3 separate regions of the Mus musculus genome follow, and regions 2 and 3 are each linked to region 1. The links are chromatin loops, found by intact Hi-C in ENCODE. Cell type or tissue: left cerebral cortex. All regions are shown on one strand.

Region 1 (8,000 bases):
GAGCAGACAGGCTGGACCAAGAGCAGATGTCCTCCTTGAAGAGAATTCCACACCTGAAGCTCATCAGTTACAATCCATCCTTGGGTGCAACAGAGAATGACTACCCCTGTACAATAATGAAATGAAGGCTACTCCAGCTAACCACCACTCCCCAGAGGGCTCACCACCACCCCCACTCCACCCATCCCCCCCACCTCACCCATGCCCCCCATCCCACCCCCGGCCCCCAGGTCTGCCCCTTATAACTCCAGATGCATAAATACGATGCACAAATCACACCATACCCCCCCCCCCAGGACCTAGTTGACAATCCCTAAGAAGATCAAGAGGCTTGGGGCTGGAGGACCTCACAATCCAACATTCCTTTCTAAAACCCAGGCTGTGGCCTCTGCCCTGAACTCTCTCTCTCTCTCCCAGCTCAGCTTTGACGTAAGCATGCTCACCTGGTCATGGCTCAACGTGCCACCCTTGTTGAGAAAGATATGAAAGGAAGGTAGAGAGAAAAATGAGATGAACTAAAAAGAAGAGTAATCCCAGGGAGGTACGGTAAACACTGGACAGAAGAAGGAGGCCGTCACTTAACTAGGAAACTAAGATTAAGACCCAGGAAATGTAAAAGGTATCCCTGGTGAGCTACCCACTCCTAGTGAGGAGGGGACAGACAGGGAAAACACTTTATTCCATTCCCAATTCTGTTTTCTCCTTTCCCGTTATTCTGATCGGCAGACAGAGAGAGGTGCTGAGACTGCAAGTATGACCAGAGAGGACTAGAAACAGGAGACACTCAGTGGACTGCCATTCACGAAGAGCCTACTTGTGCCAGAGCCACAGGCAGTTTGTGTGTTTACATCCTCACTGGAGAGAGGGACATCCGGAGGTTAAGCATTATCCTGAGACCTCACAGCTAACTGGCAGAGTCAGAAAGGCTGCTCTAAACTTTAGAGCACCCAGGCTCATGCATTAAATATGAACAGAAATGAAATGTTCCTCCCCAGTCATTACCACAAATTTGTCTACTCTTGCACAAGGTAAACGTGTATTGCCGAGAGGGCTGAACGCTCCCACACTCCACGGTAAATCACCTCGCAGCCCCGTGCACACTCTGGCTGGATGCTTCTAAAACAATTTCACAGGGTGTGCCCCAGTGAATACACAAAACCCACCTTGGAACAATTTGGCCCAATATGTATGATGCTCACAAACAGAAGGTACGCTTTAACGAGCAGAAAAACACGATCAACGTCAAAGACAAGTACATAATGTCTTCCTCCTTACAGCAGAGGGACTCAGCTGCTTGTTTACAAAGGACGTTGTAAAACCTTTTTGACAGCATCCCATAAGCAGCATTTTTTTAGATGTACATTTCAATGTTTTTAATTTAGGAAGGAGGTGGGCTTTGTGTGTCAAGTACAAACCCATGTTGGTTCTTCCAACAGCAATAAAACTGACATGTTAATAAGGCTGATCAAGAAAATGCACACAGGTGGAAGAGTGTGGCTTAGTGGTATGGCACTTGCCAGGATATCATGGATTTAGCACCAGTAAACACACACACACAGCGGGGGGGGGGGGGGATGAATATGAACAAATATAACCAATGCCAAGAATGAAAAAGAAAACATTTTTATATATGCTCCAGTCTTTAAAAACAATCTATCCAATGTAACTGTATACCAATATATTTTAAACCTTACAAGAACTGGGAAACTTCCAATGAAAATTAGTTACTAAAACAAACAATGTCAGTGGTCCTATAGATCTGTAACAAACTGTATTCAGAACTTTAAAAGCATATAAAGCAAACAGAGGCAAACCAGGAAGGAGGGGGAGGGGGCCAAAAGAAGACCACCACACAAGAGCTGGAGCTTTCCAGACACTTAGGGGTCCTACAGCAGAGTCAACCCCAGCTCCGTCCACTGTGTCCACCCACAGCGAGCACTTCATCTGTCACTCGCCGCGCAGCTTCCCCTTTCTCTCCCCCTTTCTCTCCGGGTTACTGTTCCATGAATCGCATCCATTACTCAGTGTTGCCCTGGCCATCACAAGATCCAGTTCAGCTGCCTCCTGCAGAGCGGCAGACAACCGGTTCCTCAGAAGTAGGTGCAACAACACCGTGCCCACAGCCACCTCCCTACTGAGCTGGTTCTGGATCCACAGAAGAGCTAGCAGGTGTGACAGCTTGGGCCATGCCACCTGTCCGTCCCCCACCCCCACCCCCACCCCCACCCCCGCCAGGTCTAGTTTGGTCACAGAGTCGTTCCTTTACATGTAGATCTTTACCCCTCAAGGGAGCAGAAGGTTCCCGGCAGCCTGCTTCCCAGATTCGCAATACCAGAGTGGAAGAGACAGCCGAGCCATCCTATCTGACACTAGGAAAATGACCAGATCAGCTAAGAACACCTCCCATTCCACTCTCTTCAAACTAGGAGTTTGTTGCAAAATGGATAGGTAGTTACAAACCTAAGAGCCAGCCATCGCAGTTACCTTTCTTACTATAAAAGTAATTTCATGAAGGATTAGCTAGTAACAAACATATAAGATCCTGGCTCCAATGCATCACCAAATCACTGATGAGATCCGAAATATGCAAAACAGGTATGTCAGCCTCAAAACTTCCTTTGACTTCACACAGCAATCAAAGACCACATACCCAAGAAAGTGTGCTGAAAACAAAAATCAGGATGGGGGGGGGGGGCGGAGCAGGGGGAGTGGGGGTCCGAGTTTATGCTTTGCTAGGATATTGTCTCTTACAAAGACCCCAAACCTGGTGCCACCCTTCAGCCAAACTTCCTCTCTTCACTCTACCCCAAATTCGATTAGGCAATGAATCAGATCAACCAGCTGCGGCAGAAAAACTCACATCAAAAATGAAGTTCCAGATAAACAAACAGTTCTCCCCCTCCCCCTTTCCCCATGCCAAAGGGGCTTTTAGCCCAACTAGCCTAATTGCAAAACTAGTGGGAAAACTCGAGACTTCCAGACCCTCATTCCAGAAGTCCCATCCAGGTGTTGGTCAGGAGCCAAAGCTTCAGAACACCCCCACCCCCACCCAAGGAAACCAGCCCAGCCTAGAATCCCAGCCCTCTCCTTCGCATTCCCTCCACCCACCCTACCCCATACACCGCCTAATCGCCCGAGGCTCACACAGCACGGTGGGTTTCAGGCAGGAAGCATCCCTGGTGGGTGTCAAGATCAATCTCACTGCCTCTTTCCCGTTTCTCTCATACAATGATCCTCGCTTAGGCAAGAGAAACTGATGAAGTTTTCCAGCCTCTTTTCCCGGAGAGTCAGAACCCGCGTGGCAGACTGCTTCTCACAGCACAACTGAGAAGCGCGGCGCTCTGGGTGCAGCATAGAAACTAAGCAGTGCCAGGACTCTGGCCATTCAGTCTCCCAGCCCCAGACCACAGTAAAGAGTTCCGGGGCTCCCACCCATCCTCGGCACAGCCTCACGCAGCAGCTTTCCCCGAGTACCCAGCACCAGAAGACTGCGGGTAGAAAGTGGATTGAATTTTCCGAAGCTCACCCGCTGCTCAGCGAGGCTCACACTCCCGGCCGCCTTTCCATCTCTCCAACTTCCAGTAACTGAAATCAGGAAGCTGTAGCCTTCCCCGCTGCCGGCGAGGGAGTGGGTGTAACTTGTGAAGTTTCGTGCTATGATGAATCTGGTCATTTGGGTGTGTTGGAGAGGGCCCAGGGCGGCGGCGGCGGCGGCGGCTCCTCCTCCTCCACCTCCCTCCTCTCCTCCTCCTCCTCCTCCTCCTCCTCCTCCTCCTCCTCCTCCTCCTCCTCCTCCTCCTCCTCCTCCTCCTCCTCCTCCTCCTCCTCTTCCCTCCCCTCCTCCTCCATCCTCGCCTCCCTCTCCGCCCCTTTCTTCAATTAAATTCTCGCCTTTGGCGTTCCTTTGCCTAGCTGAGGACTCTGCTGGCTGTCGTTCAGTTCCAGCACCCTGCTCCGCCACATCCTTGAGATTTCTCCCTATAGGATCTTAACTATTTTACAAGTGAAACTGAGCTCTCTGTGCAAAGCATAGGCTCTTGTTTGCTGTCACCTGCAGATATCTTGGTATCTCCTAAAGGATAACTACACCTCCTTACCTGCTCCCACAGGAGCGGAACCCTGGATGGTTTGCTAGACAGAGACGTAATTCCTAAACACTTGTTTAAACATAGAAATCGGACAAGGGAGAAAGGAGAAAAACAAAAACAAAACAAAAACCTTTTTAAAACCAGTGCTAACTGCTAACACAGTGCAGAAAATCCTCCAGAAGTTCTCTCTCGCTGGCCCTCTAACACAAAGCGGCCATATGTTTGATTCCCATGAACAACATTTATAGGACAGTTTCTAAAAATTGCAGAGGAAACCCACTAACTTCCTTCTCCCTCACTCCAAAGAGTACTGCTCTCCTGGCTCCACCTTGGTTTCCAAACATTAGTTTCATTAAATAAAACTTCTAATGGCCAGTGATAAAAAGAAGCCTCGGGTGTGGCCGGTCAGAGGAAGGAAGCATCATGATGTAGGAAGGCGGGTATCTGCAGCACAAAGCAGAGAGCTTTTCTGACATGGCTGCAGCAGTCGTGGCTGAGATTGACAGGTGAATAAAGCATTATCACTGTATAAGGTTGTTAGCTGTAGCAAAAGTCAAAGATATTGGAGCTAGAGAGATGGCTCAGAGGTTAAGAGCATCACTGCTCTTCCAGAGGTCCTGAGTTCAAATCCCAGCAACCACATGGTGGCTCACAACCATCTGTAATGAGATCTGATGCCCTCTTCTGGTGTGTCTGAAGACAGCAACAGTGTCCTCATATAAATGAGATAAAGAAGACCCCTGTCCCCACGCAAGGGACTTTCCTCAAATATATGGACCACAAAAATAGAAATGCAATAATCATTAAAGGGATTACAGTGACTCGAACACCAACCGGAATCAGGCAGGCAGGCAGGCAGGAAGCCATTGGTAAGAAAGGGATCTACAGTGTTTGCCAAGCAGACAAGAGGACCTGATCCAAAACATCCAAGCATACTGGCTGGCACTCGCCAGTAGCCCTAGTATTATGAAGACAAGGATTGCTGGCCAGTAGAGGTGACTGTGAGCCCCAAGATCATAAAGTGGAGAAACCCTGAAGAGACATCCGAGGTCAGCCTCTGACCTCCTCAGACTAACACCACAATGAAAAGGTACATGTGTACACATAAGCACACACATACACACAGGTACACACGAGCACACACGCATACACACAGGTACACACACATAAACACACACATATACACAGGCACACACACATGATCACACACATACACACAGTTACACAAACGCATTATAACTCCCAGAGAAACAGTGATCAGAGTTAGTGTGGTGGAAACCATGAGTTTTAAACATGACAGATATGTGCCCCCACACATAAGACGTGTCTAGCTAATCTTTATGATATTGGTAATGTGCACAGAGGTTGGCATAAGACAACTAAGGAAGAAAACAAACTTCACCACGCCCATGCATAGGTCTGAGGGAGCAAAATAAAGTATCTCCACGGAGCAAGGTGACCACACATTAAAGGGTATTTGTAAGTATGTATAGATGCTTTCCATCTTCCCAACTTGAGGAGAGAGTCCACTAGGAAGGATATGGGATGCTGCCAAACAGCCTACAACATACAGAACAGCCCCCATAACAAAGGACCAGCCAGCCATGAGAGCCCACAGTGCTGGTCTAAGAAAACCCAAGAAAGAGGTGTCACCATCGGTGCAGTCTGCTGCTTTGCCCACCCCTGTGGTACCGTGGCACCGTCAGTATTACAGTCTCTAGGAATATTGTCCTCCTCCTTTTGCACCGATTAGCATTTGATGGCTGAGAGCCATATCTGGAGGCTAGACAGAAGCGAGGAGCCAGGGCAGCAATAGGAAGGCCCTTGGTGTGGGGTGCAGACTCAGAGTCCATTCGAGCACAAAGTTAATGAATAACCAAACTGGGGTGAGAAGATGATTAGAATGATCATACATACCAGCTTTAGAATGATCGCTAGCCCGGCCGGGCGGAAGAGTCATGCTACACACTGAGACATGTGACATCACAGAGGCGGCGGAGGAGCTCCATCAGTCATCTCAGTATCGGCAAGCACCGGCCTACCCCAGAGCAGGAAGGGTGTTTAATCTCAGTATCGGCAAGCACCGGCCTACCCCAGAGCAGGAAGGGTGTTTAATCTCAGTATCGGCAAGCACCGGCCTACCCCAGAGCAGGAAGGGTGTTTAATCTCAGTATCGGCAAGCACCGGCCTACCCCAGAGCAGGAAGGGTGTTTAATCTCAGTATCGGCAAGCACCGGCCTACCCCAGAACAGGAAGGGTGTTTAATCTCAGTATCGGCAAGCACCGGCCTACCCCAGAGCAGGAAGGGTGTTTAATCTCAGTATCGGCAAGCACCGGCCTACCCCAGAGCAGGAAGGGTGTTTAATCTCAGTATCGGCAAGCACCGGCCTACCCCAGAGCAGGAAGGGTGTTTAATCTCAGTATCGGCAAGCACCGGCCTACCCCAGAGCAGGAAGGGTGTTTAATCTCAGTATCGGCAAGCACCGGCCTACCCCAGAGCAGGAAGGGTGTTTAATCTCAGTATCGGCAAGCACCGGCCTACCCCAGAGCAGGAAGGGTGTTTAATCTCAGTATCGGCAAGCACCGGCCTACCCCAGAGCAGGAAGGGTGTTTAATCTCAGTATCGGCAAGCACCGGCCTACCCCAGAGCAGGAAGGGTGTTTAATCTCAGTATCGGCAAGCACCGGCCTACCCCAGAGCAGGAAGGGTGTTTAATCTCAGTATCGGCAAGCACCGGCCTACCCCAGAGCAGGAAGGGTGTTTAATCTCAGTATCGGCAAGCACCGGCCTACCCCAGAGCAGGAAGGGTGTTTAATCTCAGTATCGGCAAGCACCGGCCTACCCCAGAGCAGGAAGGGTGTTTAATCTCAGTATCGGCAAGCACCGGCCTACCCCAGAGCAGGAAGGGTGTTTAATCTCAGTATCGGCAAGCACCGGCCTACCCCAGAGCAGGAAGGGTGTTTAATCTCAGTATCGGCAAGCACCGGCCTACCCCAGAGCAGGAAGGGTGTTTAATCTCAGTATCGGCAAGCACCGGCCTACCCCAGAGCAGGAAGGGTGTTTAATCTCAGTATCGGCAAGCACCGGCCTACCCCAGAACAGGAAGGGTGTTTAATCTCAGTATCGGCAAGCACCGGCCTACCCCAGAGCAGGAAGGGTGTTTAATCTCAGTATCGGCAAGCACCGGCCTACCCCAGAACAGGAAGGGTGTTTAATCTCAGTATCGGCAAGCACCGGCCTACCCCAGAGCAGGAAGGGTGTTTAATCTCAGTATCGGCAAGCACTGGCCTACCCCAGAACAGGAAGGGTGTTTAATCTCAGTATCGGCAAGCACCGGCCTACCCCAGAACAGGAAGGGTGTTTAATCTTGTTCCAGTTTTATCAGAAGAATGTGACAAATCGCTAACGGGTAAAAAACGAGCTCCACGGTCCACGTGGAAAACGCATCGCTCCCTAAGAAGTTTCTTCAAGTTTTATCTTATTCCCAATTCACATATAGCGGCATAAATTTGTCAGGTACGAGGTAATGTCCCCATGCCTGTGTATGGAGCACGATGCTCAAGTCGGGGTGATTAATAGATCCGCCACCTCAGTGCATCTCACTGGCTCTGGTAAACATTCAACTCCCTGCTGCCCCGCTGCCTTGAAGGATACAATGCATCATTGACTACTGTCTGCTGTGCCCTAGATTCTTGAACTAACTGTGGCTTTACATGTACCCTTTGGCTACTCTCTCCCTCCCTGCCCCCCGCCCCCCCCAGGCTTCCTCCAGCCCTTGGTGACCATTATTATACTATCTGTCCCAGGGTGAATGAGAATGTCCCCCACATACACTCCCACATCTCAATGCTGAGGTCCCAGCTGGTGGCACGGTTGGGGAGGTGGCAGAGCCTTGCTGAAGGAAGTGAATTG
Region 2 (8,000 bases), 120 kb after region 1:
CTTAAACTTCCCAAACTCCTGAACCAAGAACTGAAGAAACTTCTATTCTTTATAAATTACCTGGTGTCAGACATTTTGTTCTAACAACATAAAATACACTAACACACCTGCCTATCCACAAAGGCGTATTAACATGGAAAAACAGGAGTCCAACTGAGGTACCCTAAGCAGGAATCCTTTATTCTTTCTATAAAGCCTGAGTCTGGGGAGAGAATCCTTAGTAAAGTGCTAGCATGCATAAAGTAAGGCCCTTCAGTCAATCTCCCAGAGTCTATATAGAAAACAGGTGTGGAAGTGCAGGTGTGGGAGCACAGGTGCCAGAGAACAGGTGTGGAAGCACAGGTGTAGGTAGGAACACAGGTGTGAGAGCACAGGGGTGGGAGTGCAGGTGTGGGAGTACAGGTGTGGAAACACAGGTGTGGGAGTACAGGTGTGGAAGCACAGTTTGGAAGCACAGGTGTGGGAGCACAGGTGTGGGAGCACAGGTGTGGGAGCACAGGTGTGGGAGCACAGGTGTGGAAGCACAGGTGTGGAAGCACAGGTGTGAAAGCGCAGGTGTGGAAGCACAGGTGTGGAGCACAAGTGTGGGCTCACTTATTTGCAATTTCAGGACCAGAGAAAAAGAAAGACAAGGATCCTTGGGCCAGTCAGACTAGCCCAGTAGGTCATCTCCAGGTCCTAATGAGAGATCCTACCTTTAAAAGCAAGAAAGATGGCTCCTGAGGATGACACTCAGGTTGACCTCTGACCTCTACCTATGCACACAAAAGTGAACTTGCACACTTACACAATCCCCAAATGCACATACAAAAATAACAAAGTCACACAGGGTTGAATTAAGAGCATAAGTCAATTACTTGAGGAAGAGGGGGAAGCGGTGTCTCAAGTAAACTTTTAAGAGGAAAAAGACCGATTCCTTACTGGTGACAACCATCAAGGCTACAGTAGACTTGGGCTTTCCAAACCAAATAAAGGACAGGCACACATGAAGGAAGCCAAGAGAAACAAGCTGACTGTGCTGGGGAGAAACTGAGTGTTGGAATAATTCAAGTGTGTCATACCTGACCAGCGCCACTTCAGTGTGGCCAATATCTGTTGGTCTGGAGACCTCAGCAAGCTGTCACTGAAGGGGAGGGCACAGTGGGACACAACAGTCCCCACTCACACCATTTTCTTCTCCCACTCTTCTCCTCTTTCCTTGTACCAGCCAACAGTCTAGACTTGCTGGCCACAAACAGCATCATATGACTTCAGAGCTTGAGAAAACTAAGTGTTTTGAAAGGACCAGCTTCAGAAACCACCCTAAGATCACACCATGGGACAGAGGAAGCAGGGCTGGCAACTCAGTGGCTTACCTGACAGAGCAACAGAGGAGCTCAGCACATTGGTGACAGCACATTGGTGACAGAACTTCCTTCCAGATCAACACAGACTTCTACAGTTTGAGGTGAACTAGAACCAGCAAATGACAAGAGGTATGGGAAACTGGTAGGGATGGGATTCCAGGTGCTGTGTCTGACCAGCCTCAGAGTCAACACAGATAGCTGCAAAGAAAACACTTAGCTGGGCTGCGTCTAGAAAAGAGGAGGTTAATGGCTCACACATGCTGGACTGAGGGATAAGTTATATGAAACCAAATCCATTTCAAGGAGGCTTTTGGCTACTTGAAGAACACTCCCAGAAAAGGGGAGTTGCGGGGAAGGACCCTGTATGTCCTGAAGACAAAGTTTAGAAACCAGAGTTGAAGAAACAGCAAAGTAATCTATCGTGAAGAAGAGAAAGAGGGAAACCCCCAATGATCTGAGAGTATTTGGGAGCTCCTAAGTCAGCTGCTAAAGTCACTGAAAAGCGAAATTAGAGATGTGCTCCCTCCCCAGGTAGGAAGCAGCTTCTCTGTGACATAATTTAATGCACTGGGAGGTGGTAGATCACACCTTTCATCTTAGTACTCGGGAGACAGAGGCAGGTGGTTCTCTGTGAGTTTGAGTCCAGTCTGGTCTACAAAGCAAGTTCCAGGGCAGCCAGGGACTCTGTTACATAGAGAAACCCTATCTCAAAAAAAAAAAAAAAAAGGATAAGGGTGGAGACTGCCCGGAGGTTAGGAGCAAACGCTGCTGCTGATGGCTTGAGTTCAGTCCCTAGTGCTCACAACTCACACTGGGAACCCAGTGACACAGGGCTCCTTCATCTCTGGCTCTGAGGACATTGTTCTCACATGCCACACACCTACACATGCACACATACTCACACCTATGCATGCACATATACACACATACACACATGCCTACATATGCATACATATGTGCAGTCACACACCTACACATGCATACACGTGTGTGCAAACACACCTACAAAACACAAGCACACACACCTATATGTGCACACACACACACTTAAAATACAAAACATAAAACAATGGAGGAAGAGGTGCTATGATGAGCACACCCATGGCCTTCCCGGCTCAACATTAAATGTAACGCAGTCACTACTCCACCCTGAACCTCCCTCTCTTGGGAACTCCGATTCTACTTACACTGCAAACCAGCGGTGGTCACAACAGACTGATACCAAATTGGAGGGCTTTTCCATTTACTTACCAGCTGTCCAACTCTGGACACCAGCCCAGTGTGCCGCAAGCTCAGAAATAACAACAGGGGCGTAGGGTGGTAGGGTCTCCCTCAGAAGGCAAGGGCTCAGCCCCACCTCAGACATAAGCCACAGAGTGAGTGCAGCAGGTACCGTGCCTCTGCTGACCCAACTACAAGTCCAAGTGTAATTACAACCCTTCCTCGGGTTCACTCACTTGCTACAACACCCACAGGAATCGGGAAAGCCATTCACTTACAGCCACAGGTTTACCATAAAGGCTCCAACTCAGGAATGGCCAGGGGACCTCCGTGCATGGGGTAGGGGAAGGAGACGCAGGCTTTCTGACACATCGCCCTCCCTGCATCAACCCAGAACCTCCAAATCCCCATTGTCCGATGACCTTTCAGAGGTCCCGTATGAACAAGTCATCAGCCCCTGCCTCTCCCTGGAGGGGAGGATGGAGCGGAGAGTTTCAGCCTCTGAACACATCTTGGTCTCTTTAGAGACTAGTCCCATCCGGAAACCAATCAGAGCTGTGATTATAAAAAGATAAAAGGTATAGGAATAAGTTCTATGGGGGGTGTGGTGTGGTGAGGTATGAGGGAAGGGGATGTCTCGGTGGGCCCATGCCGAGGCATCCCTTCCCCCTGGGAGACCAGCCACATATATATAGCATAGACTAGAATTTATTTAGGGCATGGGGAGGGGCGTTAAGAGAGTACTAGATATAGAGAGAAAGGCAGAGAGGAGAGAGGAGAGAAGTAGAGGCTGGCCATGACCACGTGGAGAGAAGAAGGAATAGAACGGGGAGAGAAGGGGAACAAGGGGAAAGAGACAAGAGAGAGAAACAGGAATAAGAGAGGGAAGAGGGGGTAAGGAATCCCTTTTATAGTGGGCCAGGCCTACCCCGCTGTTGCCAGGTAACTGTGGGGAGGAGCATACCTGGCTGTTGCCAGGTAACTGTAGGAGTGGAGTTTAGACAGAATGCCAACAAACAGGCCAACCATCTCAATAGCATAGAAGACAAAGAACATTCTAGCAACGCTAAGCCAGGACCCAGGACTAAGGCCAAATCTGTATTGCTCATGACATATATCTTGGGAAATTCTGTTTGTACACAGATCTGAAGATCTGACCTTCTTGTTGGCAGAGCAGCCTGGCGCGTTGAAATGCAGACCAGCCTATCTATGCCTTTGTCACAGGGGCTGCGGAAGCTTCCTTCGTTTGTGCGCGGTGATGGTTTGGGTGGGAGAGGAAGGCATGGGAGCCATAAGCACAACAGAAGGGTCGCACAACACACAAGCTGACACCCGGGGACACTCCCGCCCGCCCGCCCACCACCCGTGTGCATCTGGTGAAGGCAACAGCTCGATCTGCCAGTCCTCAACAAAACCAGAAGTGTCCCCACCCCACGCTGAAAACATCGTGGGAGACCTTGGCAGTGACCCAAGACTAAGACTCGTAGCAACCACTAAATTATAATATCGATGATGAGCATCAGTAATTGAACAGGCCTGGGCTGGGCACTATCCTTTATTATCACCGCTAGGAAGATGAGGAAGATGGTAATGAAGCTGCCATGCCTCTCTCTCAGACGAAGACACAAAAGCACAGACACTAAGTGACACACGCCATGCCATGCCACTGCGGAATGACTGAAGACATGGTCTTGGGTCACGCTGTACCGTGCCAGCCTGCTACCCATCCCCTGACTTTGTTTAGAAAAGCATTCTTTTCTGTAGGCGAAAATCAACGGGATCTAAAGCAGCTGGCATAGTGTGCCCACTAGGCTGGGATCAGACTCTCCCATCTATGTTTCAGGAGGCCAGGGGCTCTGAAGCTCCAGGCCTGCAACTACACCCCCCACACCAACCCACAAGACAGTGTGTAAAAGGCAGAGTGAGTGGGTCTGGTGCCAAGAAGCCAGAGCCAGTTTATTTCCATCCCAGTGTTAAGACAGCCGGCACCAGGTTGAGGCTAAGAAAGGCTCCTTCTAATTTAAACTTTATTTTCATACACATGTCACAGCTTCAACATGGTGAGCCTCGTGTCTCGCTCTGTGGATGTCTAAGAGGAGGAGGAGGAGGAGCAACTTCCACGGTCGTCCTCTCCCACTCACTCCAGAGCAACTGGAGAATCCGTAAGGGTGTGTTTCACAGCAGAGAGGAGTCTGGGAAACGTTGGGGAGACTTAGAAAGAAAGGAGAAAGCAGGTACTTCCTCCTGACGGGATCTGGTAACAGGGGTCTCAGAAACCAATAGGAGCAGAGACAGTGGTCCTTGTCCCATCTGGGGGGGGGGGGTGGCGGTCAGCTCATCAGGACTCCAAGCCATCTGAGGAAGCCTTGGGCAGAGCACAGAACCCAGGATGGTACCCACCTGGACTCAGCTCATGTTCCTGCAAGGTTACAATCAAAGCCTCCCGCCAGGTGACGTGGGGGTCTCTGGAGATGACAAGGTCATACAGAAGAGTCTTCATACAGGCACTCGGTGCCTTGTGAGAGAGACCCCAGAGAACGGCCTCCCCTGTGTACCGCATAAGGACACAGGAAAAGATGGCAGTCTGTGCTGGAGCAGGAACCAGGCCCGGACACCTGTGCTCGCACATCCCAGCCTCCAGAAACTGTGTGGCCCACAAGCTTCCAGCCTGTGGCCCGGCCTGTTCCATCAGCCTGAGGTATCGTGGGTATGAAGTGTTCCCCCAAAAGGCTCAAGTGTGGGCACTGACACGGCTAAGAGGGGATTAGAACATGAACATGGGCGAGACCTCGCTGCTGGACTGGAGGATAGATGAGTTTAGAGTTGGAAGGCTATTGGGAAATGGGGCCTGGTTGGAGGAGGTGGGCACTGGGGACGCACCTCTGCTTCCGGGCCATAGGGTGTGGCTTTCTGTCACATGCCTAACAGCAATGGAGCCTCTGAGAGGACTGAAACTGGGAGCCAGAGTAACTATGCCCCCCTTTAAATGTCCATCAGGTGTTTTTTCAAAGCAGCAAAGAGCTGTCCAACACACAACCTGAATAGTCTGAGACATCCGGAAAAAACACTGCACCCCAGACACCTGTCACTTCACATCCTCCCCTCCACAAAGAGGCCACCAGACACAGATGGTGCTCAGGAGTGAGTGCGGCCGACCACGTGTCCCCTGCTGGCTGGATGAACCTCAGAGTCAGCACTGTGGGCAGCCTCCAAACATGGCACCCCTTCCCGGGTGAGGACCTGACCAAACAGAAGCTCCAACCACTATCAGGAACAAATTAAATAAAGCAACAGAGGAACCTTAAAGGGCAGGACACAGTGGGCTCCAAAGTTCACCTACCACTTCCTAGCCCAACCACACATGGCTCAGATGTTAAATCACACACCAACCACCCACCAACCGCCCACTCAGGGTCGGGAGCACAGCGTGTCCTATAATCTCAGTCCTGTTCATTCAGAAAGAGAGCCAGCCTATAGACTGTCTAGGGCCCTCGGTAGTCAGGAGCACCCTCTCACTCTAAGACTCCATGTTACAGCTTGAGTGGAAATCTAAACCTTTGTGTTTCCACAAAATCCATGCTGAACCTGTAACCCTCAAAATGATATTTAAAATGGGGTCTGTTAGATCAGGTGTGGTGGTGCATGCATGTAGTCTCAACATTCAGGAGGTAACAGCAGGAAGACGAGATCAAGGCAATTCTCGGCCCCATGGTGATCCCGAGGCAAGACTGGGCCTTGTGAAATAAGCACACTCACGCACTCGTGCACTCACGCACACGTGCCATCCTTCCCTAAGTTGTATGAATCAGCTTTTGAGTACTAACAACTTACTTGAGTCAGGCTATTTTAAAAAGAAAAGAGGTTTACTTGAGCTCAGGATCTAGAAATGCAAAGTCTAGCTAAGGGGCCTTATCTAAGTGAAGGCTGCCTTGCTGCCAAAGGAGTTGGCATGGTTAAGAGATGGAAAGATGGTAAGAGATGGAGAGAAAACACGCTCATGTGTGCATCTGCTCAGGAAGCCATCAAGATCCTGCCATAGCTCCACCCACCTTATCCATAAATGGCTCAAACTCCCTCTTCTTAATACCATTAGCATGTAATTTTAACGATTAGGCTACCGTGACACACAACGCCTTGGAGAGGCCTCTAACCATATCCAGAAAGCTACAGAGATCAGGCCTCTCGGCTGTGAGGACTCAGAGCCCTGTAATTAGTGTTCTGTGACCTCGCCAGCATCTGGAGTCTCCTGGGAAAGGAGTCTGTCTCTATGATGTACTTTCAAGACTGACCTGACCATTTGGGGATTATCTTGATTACGTTGAGGCTGAAAGACTCACCCACTGCTGGTGGTGACATTCTCTAGGAAGGGGACCCTGGATTGAATAAAAGATTGGAGAAACCCGAACCAAACCAAATCCTAGCATGCATGGAATAATTGTAACTGCAGAAGTAAGAAAACCAGCAGCTTCAAGTTCCTACCTTCTTAATCCCCATGCCGTGATGGACCGTGGTCATGAAGGGCGGGGCCTTCTGTAACTCTATCTGGTGTACCCCCATGGCCATAACATTCTCTTGGGGCCAGAGATGGTTCAATGGTTAGGAACACAGTTGCTCTTCCAGAGGATTCAAGTTCAGTTCCCAGCCCCCACATCTGGTGGCTCACAAATGCCTGTAACTCTAGTTCCAAGGGATCTGACACGCTCTTCTAGTTCCTACAGATACCTGCATATGCACACAAAGCATACGCTCACACACACACACACACACACACACACAAATAAAAATTAAATCTTTAAAAAAAAAAGCGAAACTGGAAAGCTGGTGGCTCAATAGTTAAGAGAGCATGATGCTCTGGCAGAGGACTGAGTTCCCAGCATCCAAATCAGATGGCGTGCAACCACCTGGTATTCTAGCTCCAGGGGATCTGATGCCCTTCTTCTGGACTTCAGAGGTCCCTGTATTTACATGTGCACATATCCACAAAACACGCTGCACATTATTAAAAAGTAATAAAGTAATTGTTGCAGATATCCTAATGTTTCAGAAAGAATCACTAAGGTTAAGACATTACACCTTAAACACAAAGGCTCAAAACACCCAAAAGTTACTACCAAGTAAGGCGACAAATAAAATAACTTACTTTGAAGATCACCAGTAGGCCCAGACCTACCCTTAAAAAACGAACACACAAAAATCTTGATCTCTGATTTCTCTTAAAGCCATCCCTGAGCGTCCATCTGTCTTCTCGTTTGTTCTTCAAGCTCATATTCTCAGGCCACATAAGACTTGGAGGCTGGGGACAGCCCAGTTAGCAGAGCGCTTGATTAGCGCACACAAGGCCCTGGGTTTGATTCCCAGACCTGGTGGCACACACCTGTAATCCCAGTACTCAAGAGCTGAAGGCAGTAGGCCCAATGTCAGCCAGACTGGAAG
Region 3 (8,000 bases), 65 kb before region 1:
AAATTGTTTTAAAGTGTTCCTTTAAAAGAGATCTATTTTATTTTGAAAGCCTGTTTGCCTGAGTGTGTATGTGTGTACCATGTGTATGCAGTATCACACTAAGGCCAGAAGCAGGTATCAGATTCCCTGAAACTGGAATTTCAGTTGGGGGTGAGTAGCTTTTCTTGTGCTGGAAACTGAACCCAGGTCCTCAGCAAGAAAAGCCAGTGCTCTCAACTGCAGGGCCAGCTCTCTAGCATTTATCAAAAGAACTCTTAACCAGGCATCCCTAAATGGATTTAGGGAACCCGTGAACCCCAAAGATGATATACAGAAGAGTGATCCATGTGTTTATATCTGAACAAAGTGCAAGCAAGGTTTTTAGCTGTTCTCAAAGTGCCTAGGACATGGGTAAAGACTCATTGACCTATGGGGGTCAATTATCAGCTCAGGCAGTACACTTATTTCGAAGTCATTTAAGTTAAGTGGCCTAACAAAACAAACTTTTTAAAATCAAAATGATTTTTCAAGGAACTCAGGACCCTGTTTGGATTTAATACTAGGCTCTCTATCCTAGTAAGACCATCAACCTTATTATTCGCTGGTCAAGGGAAACCAGGGACAGCTTTTAGAATTTTCCTAGTCATCTAATTTGGAATGGGCAGCACTAATTTCCTTCTTAATTGATAAGGTGATTTTTTTTTTCTTCACCAGAATTGAAGTCTTTAACCTTAGGCTAAGGCTGTGAGAGGCTCCTCCATGTTGGGAGTGCCTTAGAAGGAAGTGCAGAAGACCTGAGGGTGGAGACCGTACACCTAATCTCTTTAGGTCACCCTTTGTGGTGGTTTCAAATAAGAGTGGCTCCCAGGGCCGGTGAGATGGCTCTGTGTTTAGGAGCACTGGTCACTCTTTCAGGGGTCCTGAGTTCAATTCCCAGCAACCACATGGTGGCTCACAACCATCTACAGGGAGATCTGATGCCCTCTTCAGGCAGGCGGATATATACACAACACGGCATTCATACATTAAAAACAACAACAACAACAACACGCTCCCATAGGGTTATACATTTGAATGCTTGGTTACCAACTATCTGAAAGGAACAGGAGGCGTGGCCTTGTGGGAGAAGTGCGTCACTGGGGGGTGGGCTTTGAGGTTTCAAAAGCTCAAGCCAAGCCCAGTGTCACTCTCTCTTCCTGCTTCCTGCGGATCCAGAGGTAGAACTGTCAATTACTTCTCCAGCACTATGTCTGCCTGGTGCCACCATGCTTCCCACCACGATGGTAACAGACCTCTGAATCTGTATGTCAGCCCCAAGTAAATGTTTTCTGCTATAAGAGTTGCCTTGGCCCTGATGTCTTTTCACACCAACACAACACTAGGACAACCATTCTCCCCTGGAAAGCTACAGAGTCAGATAGAGAGGGTCTGTGAGGTTCTTCAGGAAGTTGGTATCTTGAAACTAGGCTGAAATGAATCCATAAACTCTAACAGAGCCCTCCGCCTCCCACTAGACACTGGGGTGCACAGACTTCTGGGAAATACTGACTTCTGGCCATCACCCTTCAGCCCAAGTCTCCTTGCAGCTCTCTAGATTCTGTGGCTTCTTACAACAGTAGTAGTAGAGCCAAGTCACATTCTTCCATCTCCTAGTTAGGTTCAATGAAGGTCTCCTCAAGTGTGCACAATGGCCCCCAGCCTAAGTTTCCCTCAGGCACCCCGTAGACATTCTGTGCCTGGTCACAGGGCAGATCACCAATGGCACGTCTCCCCTTTCCTACTTATCCTTTGAAAGCCCCAGAGCTGCAGAGGAGGAACTCTAGAACCTGAAGCCACGCCTTGACCTCCCTACTAAACCCACTATTCAGTGGGCATCTGTAACAACCTTCCAGAGTCAGTGATCTAAGGTTTACATTTATTTCATCCCAGAATGCTGGATCTTCCTATAAGCTTCCTTTAAAAAGAACCCAAATTCATGAGGTTAAATAACCAGGACGCAGGAGGCAAAAACTCCAAGCCCAGACTTGCTGACACCCTGGATTCTGCATGACCCCAGGCTGCCCTCTCCTCAGTCTGTTACCAAAGAAAGAATAACCAAAGGGACAAAATCCATCAAGCCATCAATTAAATCTAAGGAGCAACCTAGTGTGTATTGTGTCCTGGGTTGAAATCAGTAACTAAACCCTGCTTCAATGGTGGGAAGCTCTCAGCACAAACTACACACAACATGTGTACACATAAAAAGCACATGAATTAAATAACTGTGTGCCAGATGCCAAGGCTCGTCCAACGTGCTACTTCCAAAGTTAACATGTGAACTCCACAGCCTGCCCATTTCGGAAACAAATCCAACCACTGAACACACACAAACAGGAAAAATGGCCAAGACCTCTTTTTTGATCATTTTTGAATCAAATGAAATTGTCCGCATTAGTTTGGATCCAGCACATTTTCTCCAAGCTGAGAGGTCACGCTCTTAGCCAAATGTTTGCCAGGAGATTTTTCCGGTGGGAGTGAAGTGGCTGACGGGGCTGTTAGAGACTGGACTGCATCTCCAGGGCCGACAAGGAGGCTGAGATCTACGATTCAAGCTTGCGACAGAGGTCCCTTGGGTCAAAAACTTTGAGAAGAAAAAGAATTCTTTTCAAGGAAGCTTCCACACCCACTGTCTCTTAAAATACACTGTTTGGAACACAGTGGGCTCAAACTTAGCCTAGGAAAATGTGGGTGGATGGATAGTGTTGTGCATAATTCTGGGGTTTGTTTCAAGTCATTAAAGATCCTTACTCAACATATAATGTCAATACCAAAATAATACTTCCGTTCATTATGTTAGCTCCACAAAAGGCTTCCAAGCCCGGCATCTCTTTTGGCTCACCTCATACAGCTCTGCTGGAGGATGGTGTCACTCTCCCTGGACAGGGGAAAGAGCTACAGGAGGAAGTGACTTACCCAAGGTCACCGGGTGGGTGAGCAGACAAGCCAGCATGCTAATGGCCTCCTTAGAATTCCGTGTGTGCAGCACTCTGCATTGCATTAAGCCGTGGCTTTATGAGACACCACACTCAGATGATCTCACTTCTGTATATTAACTTGGGAAGTCGTGAGGCAAGGGATGGAGATTTCACACCACAGTCTCCCAGGGGAGGAGAGCGCTGGCTCACTCTGCCCCTCTTCCATGGGTGGTTGGTATTTAAGGGCAACAGTGTGTCCAGCTATCTCTGGAGTTAGAGACAGCGCTCTAGAACACAGCTGGGCAGCCCTTGCCAACCTTACATAGGGCACAGGCTACTCAGTCCAGGCAGAGGTGTTGCCTGCATCAACACACCCTTTGCCAAGTTCAAGGCAGGCAGAGTATCTCTCTGAACCAGGCGTCTAATGCCAGTCTGATGGCAGACAGCTTCACGGCCATGCTTCAGGGCTTTCCATGGGACCCTTTAACAGGGCACCTGTTGTGACCTGCCAAACTGACCGTTCAGTAGTGACCCTGGGTGGTTAGTTAACCTGTTAGTTCTGTCACAATCTCACTTTGGTTATAATCTCAAATCAGAGTAAAGAGAGGTTAAAGTTTACCTTCTCAGGTGATACAAGATCTGGGCACCAACATCCAATGGTCCGAGTCATCTACCCACACAGCACCACTACCAATGCGAGTGTTACGCCGGCGACCAAATTCCCGGTCCCTGGCTGCTTCCTAAGTACTAGGCTTCCGGACTCCCGGACAATTCCATTCTCTCGAATAGTCCTATTATTATCCCTACTGAGTGTGTACATCCATGATGCCAAGGATCTGACACAGAGCCCCTTGGAAGCCATTCAAGCGAGGTCCTGCCACTGAGCTAGAGTCTCCAGTCACAATACCTCCACTTAGACAGGTGAAGAAATCAAGGCTTTAAAACAACCACTAACTTGCCCAGAGTCAACCAGGTAGGAAGGGGTGAAGGGTCTAGAAGACTGGCTTTCGTGTCAGCAAAATCCATCTTCAGGGTTCTTCAGAAAGAAACCCGGTGTCACTCCAGGCCCTCCACCACCTGGCCCACCTTAAAAGTAACACTGCCACTGCCCATTGGACTCGAACTGGCCAGAGTGCAGCACTGCCCCCTACTGGGCAGGTCGGAGTGCAGCAGCCTTTGCAGGTCACCTCGATGCCCACTGTCTTTCAAAGTAAAGAAGCGCACCCACTCTTGGATCAGAAGCACAATCCACTACCGGCTTCTTAGCCTGGTCAGAATCCCCAGCTCCCCAAAACCTGCCGCAAGGAACAGCAAAGGACCAAAGCATGCAGGGCCGTCTGACATTCACTCCCGCTATTATTGCCAGACAAGCTAGTGGGCCACCCTTTCCCTGGTAAGATACTTTTCAAGTCTCCTAAAAATCTGCTCACGCCCCTTCTCTCCTGCATTAAACTGCCAAGCAAGCCGACTAAGTCTCTTCATCCCCACCTTCCAGAGGGAGCCTCTAGAAGTCAGGGTTTGCCCAAGGTCAAGCAACTTGGCTGCAAGCTAGAAACTGGGAACCCACCCATATTATTCCTTCTGCTACACCTCCCTCCAGAGACGGGGCTGGCCGCATCGTGAGGAACAGGAAATTGAAATGGCTCCTGGTAAGACGGCGAGCCTGCCAACACCAGAGAGAAGCTGACAAGTGACCGCAGACCGCCCTGATTCAAAGGATGCCTCTTCCGAGGGCCCGCCCACGGACTTCTTCCCACCTGCTGCAGTGTGGATATGAGCTCCGAGCGCCTGCAACCCACCATGCCTGCTCGTCCAGAGATGATTAGGTGACAGAGTCCCATCAGGGAGGTGTTGTGGAGGGACTGAGTTGAGAGGCAGTCTCCCAGTATGAACTTAATAGCTCTATTGCCATTCCTAGCACACCCTCCCACCCCGCTGCATACACACCCCTTAATCTCCACCCCCTACCCACAGAACTGTAAGAGGGGCGCAGCAGAAGCGATGCCAGCTGCAGCAGCTGCCAGACAAACCCGGGTACAGCCCGATTTCAAAAAAAAAAAAAAAAAAGAGAGAGAGAGAGAAACCGATAAGAGCAAAATCATGCACTTTAAGAGGCGCGCACCACTTCCAAAATACTGAAACATCTCTGAGGCTTTACCTGGGTGGTTTTTGCTCTTCTGCCTTGCATGCTCTTGCTAAGGCTAATTTGTGGGTTGGTGGCACCCTCGGAAAGACAGTGCGACTTCCTACAGGGAAGCGTGTTGTAATTACTGTACGGAGGAGTCTCTTCGGCAGCAGCCGGTGGCATCTTATGCTTTGCAAGATCGGGAATATCCGACACCAAATTCCGGCAGTAGCTTGAGAATCTGTTCCTCGGTCCTCCATTAGCCTTCACCCCAGAGTTTTTCTGAGCATACAAGTCACCCAGGGAGTTGGCTCGCTGACAGGTGCTGAGCTGCCGGGGACTCGCCTCTGTTTCCATCCCCCGAGCCTCCTCGCAATCCTTCTCTTCCGCGGAACCCAAGATTTCTTCGTTGCTTGTTAAATGTTCTTGGCTCAGATCTGAGAGTGAGAATTCCAGGCTGTCCTCCCGCCAGATGTCTGCAGATTTGGAGCGCTTCTTCTTAAAGCTCGCTGTCTCCATGAATGTGGGCCCATTGGATGTATAGGGACACTGCCTCCTGCCTCCCTCAGCCAAGTACGTAGCGTCATCCCCGTAAAGCCGGCTCTCCTCTGAGTCTGGCATGCTCTGCACAGAGGCTGCAGTGAGGACGATGCTGCCATCTACGCTGGGAGTGACGGAAGAATCGGTGTAAGATACGGGTCTCAAGCCCATATCTACTCGGTCCACCCAGATGGGGTCCCCGAAGTCGTCTAGGGCGCCTTCTTGGGAGAAGGGCTCCAGGCCATTTTCAGCCAGGGACTGGGGGATGCTGGGCGTGCTGCTGGACCGGGTGCTCACTTCAGAGTTCCTGTGGATCGCCTTCCCGGAGGAAGCATGCCGTGTCCTCCGGGTCTTGTGTGACAGCCGCAGGGAGCGTGAAGTGTGCTTCCGCCCCAGGCTGGCATGCTTTTCTCCATAAAACTCGTGGTCTACATTTTGGCTTTCTGCGTTTCCCATGGTTTTATGGTCTGTAGCAAAGGGGAAAGAAAAAGCATGAGATAATTGAGTCTGTATTAAAATGGGTATAAAAACCTTAAGAGTAAGGGCTTAGAATCAGTATAAGCAGACACTTTGGGTATGGGGTTAGGTAAATAAAAACATTTCTAATTGCTTTGGCCCCAGACATGGCCCCCAGGACTGATACAAGGCAACAGGTGAGAATACCATTATCAATAGATAATAATCAATATCAATACAGATAGATGTTTATGTGAAACAGTCACATAAATTCAGTAATGAGAGGGCTGTCTTTGCCCAAAGAGTAGATGCCAAGAGACACCAGTGTGTTGCGTGTGTGCAGGTGACCACTCTGCTCACCCTGGCTTTCTTCCGAAGAGTCACAGTGATACACTGCAAAGTGGACGCTTACTGAAAACTAAAAGACAAAGGAGCATTCTTTCCTTCCCTTCCTGCCAGGGCTTCTGTTTGTTTTCTTGGTTTCATCTATGCCCTTTTATCTGCTCCATGGTTTGGGGAGATGGGTTTTGGTTGTTGTTGTTTTGTTTGTTTGTTTGTTTGTTTTTTGCCCTTTTGTTTTTTTAATTCTATCAAACCTCAAAAAAAAAATCAGTCAAAACTAGAAAGCTTCAAGATGCATATCTAATCAAATTTTCCTAACGAATTGAAATCATAAAGAAAATAGGCTGCTACTGTTCACTTCTCAGCCACTCGGGTACCTCTGATGTGTGGGAGGGCGGGGAGGAAGGGCTAAGAAGGGACAAATGCAAACCTCGCTCGCTCGGCAGCTGACTAACAGGTTTAATCTGGGAGCAAATCCAACCTGTGAGCATGAATCTGGTACACAGTGGCCCGGAGACAGAAACGCACCCTGGAAACCAGCAAGTGGGACACTCCCGGTTCACTCAGGCCTCCCAGACAGCATTCCTAGTCTCCATCCCTGTCCTGAAGGCACAATTCTGTCACCCATAACTGCAAGAAAGGGGGGTAGGGGGAGGGCATCTTCACAGCTTCACAACTGTGACTCTATTTGGCCTCGACCCTGTTGCAGAGTCTGCCCAGTTCTCTTCCAAGTGTACACACGCAAGACAACACATGTGAAAACACATGAAATGAAATAAGAAAAAGAGGGTCTGTCTCCCTGGGAAGCACCGCGCTAGCTCTGTCAACAGCATGCAGATCTAAGCATTTGAGAGGTAGTTGGTGAGGACTACAGCATTCTAGAAGCCAGAGTTGAGCAGTAAATGACAGAGACACAGTCTCTACTCTTAAGAAACCACAGAAGGGACACAGTCACCAAGACAGTAAATGGCACCCCAGGAAACAGGAATTGAGGTTGATGACCACAGCAAAAAAGATGCAAGTGTACTAACGTAAGGCGCCTTCCTATTGGTCCAGAAATCACTACAGTCCCACTGTTGACTCTAACATGGCTTCGGCTCTGACAAGATATCTTATTGTGTACTTGGTCATTCGGCACACCAGAAAAACTTCCGGGTGATGTGCTAGTGAATTCAGGGTGATTCATCGGGATACCAGAGGTCAAGCTATCGCTGTACTAGCATGTTCCCCACTAGCCACACATCGTGATTCTCAAAGGGATCTTCCAGGAAAGAGGACACCCTCTTCACCATCGGGAGAAAGCAGTATGCTCACACCTCTCTAGGTGATGTCTAAGCAAACTTAAAAGGCTGACGGTCCACGTCAACGATGCATCACGATGCATCCTTAATTCCTTCCTGAATTCCTAAGTCTAGCACTTGCTACATGTTTTACAAGCACAAGTAAACACAGATTTTACTAACAGTAAAGGCATGGCCAATTTCCTAAAATTCATGTTATTATTTTATTTACTTTTGAGGAGTTAGGAATCGAGCATAGAACCTTGCACATGGTAGATGCATGTTCTTCACGGAGTTACACGCCATCTCACACAGCTCTTTATT

The links. A loop is a pair of places that touch in the nucleus more often than their neighbours do. Peaks named below come from ENCODE experiments on the same cell type or tissue, not always from the same donor. Only the 100,000 strongest peaks of a DNase experiment are listed, where the experiment ranks them.
Region 2: it touches region 1 in a loop (8-fold over the local background); 3 of 42 quality-filtered maps call a loop at or near these places.
Region 3: it touches region 1 in a loop (4-fold over the local background); 2 of 42 quality-filtered maps call a loop at or near these places.

What each region holds. Positions count from the first base shown.
Region 1 is chr16:89,957,151-89,965,150 of GRCm38, forward strand. It overlaps Tiam1 (T cell lymphoma invasion and metastasis 1), which reads right to left and starts at 3,677. Exons shown (of 28, transcript NM_009384.3): 1 at 3,527-3,677. In left cerebral cortex, a CTCF peak has its summit at 4,807 (motif pointing left); DNase peaks (open chromatin) are centred at 3,604, 3,952 and 4,267; H3K4me3 peaks cover 2,012 bases; H3K27ac peaks cover 432 bases.
Region 2 is chr16:90,081,761-90,089,760 of GRCm38, forward strand. It overlaps a transcript of Tiam1 not described here. Among named protein-coding and RNA genes, the nearest start is that of Gm10789, 56 kb to the right of the region's middle. In left cerebral cortex, no CTCF peak of the experiment used is centred here; DNase peaks (open chromatin) are centred at 4,066 and 4,582.
Region 3 is chr16:89,892,514-89,900,513 of GRCm38, forward strand. It overlaps Tiam1 (T cell lymphoma invasion and metastasis 1), which reads right to left. Exons shown (of 28, transcript NM_009384.3): 4 at 5,092-6,065. The coding sequence starts at 6,054. Among named protein-coding and RNA genes, the nearest start is that of Tiam1, 64 kb to the right of the region's middle. In left cerebral cortex, a CTCF peak has its summit at 4,080 (motif pointing left); DNase peaks (open chromatin) are centred at 2,756, 3,060, 4,109, 4,589 and 2 more places; H3K4me3 peaks cover 3,621 bases; H3K27ac peaks cover 2,445 bases.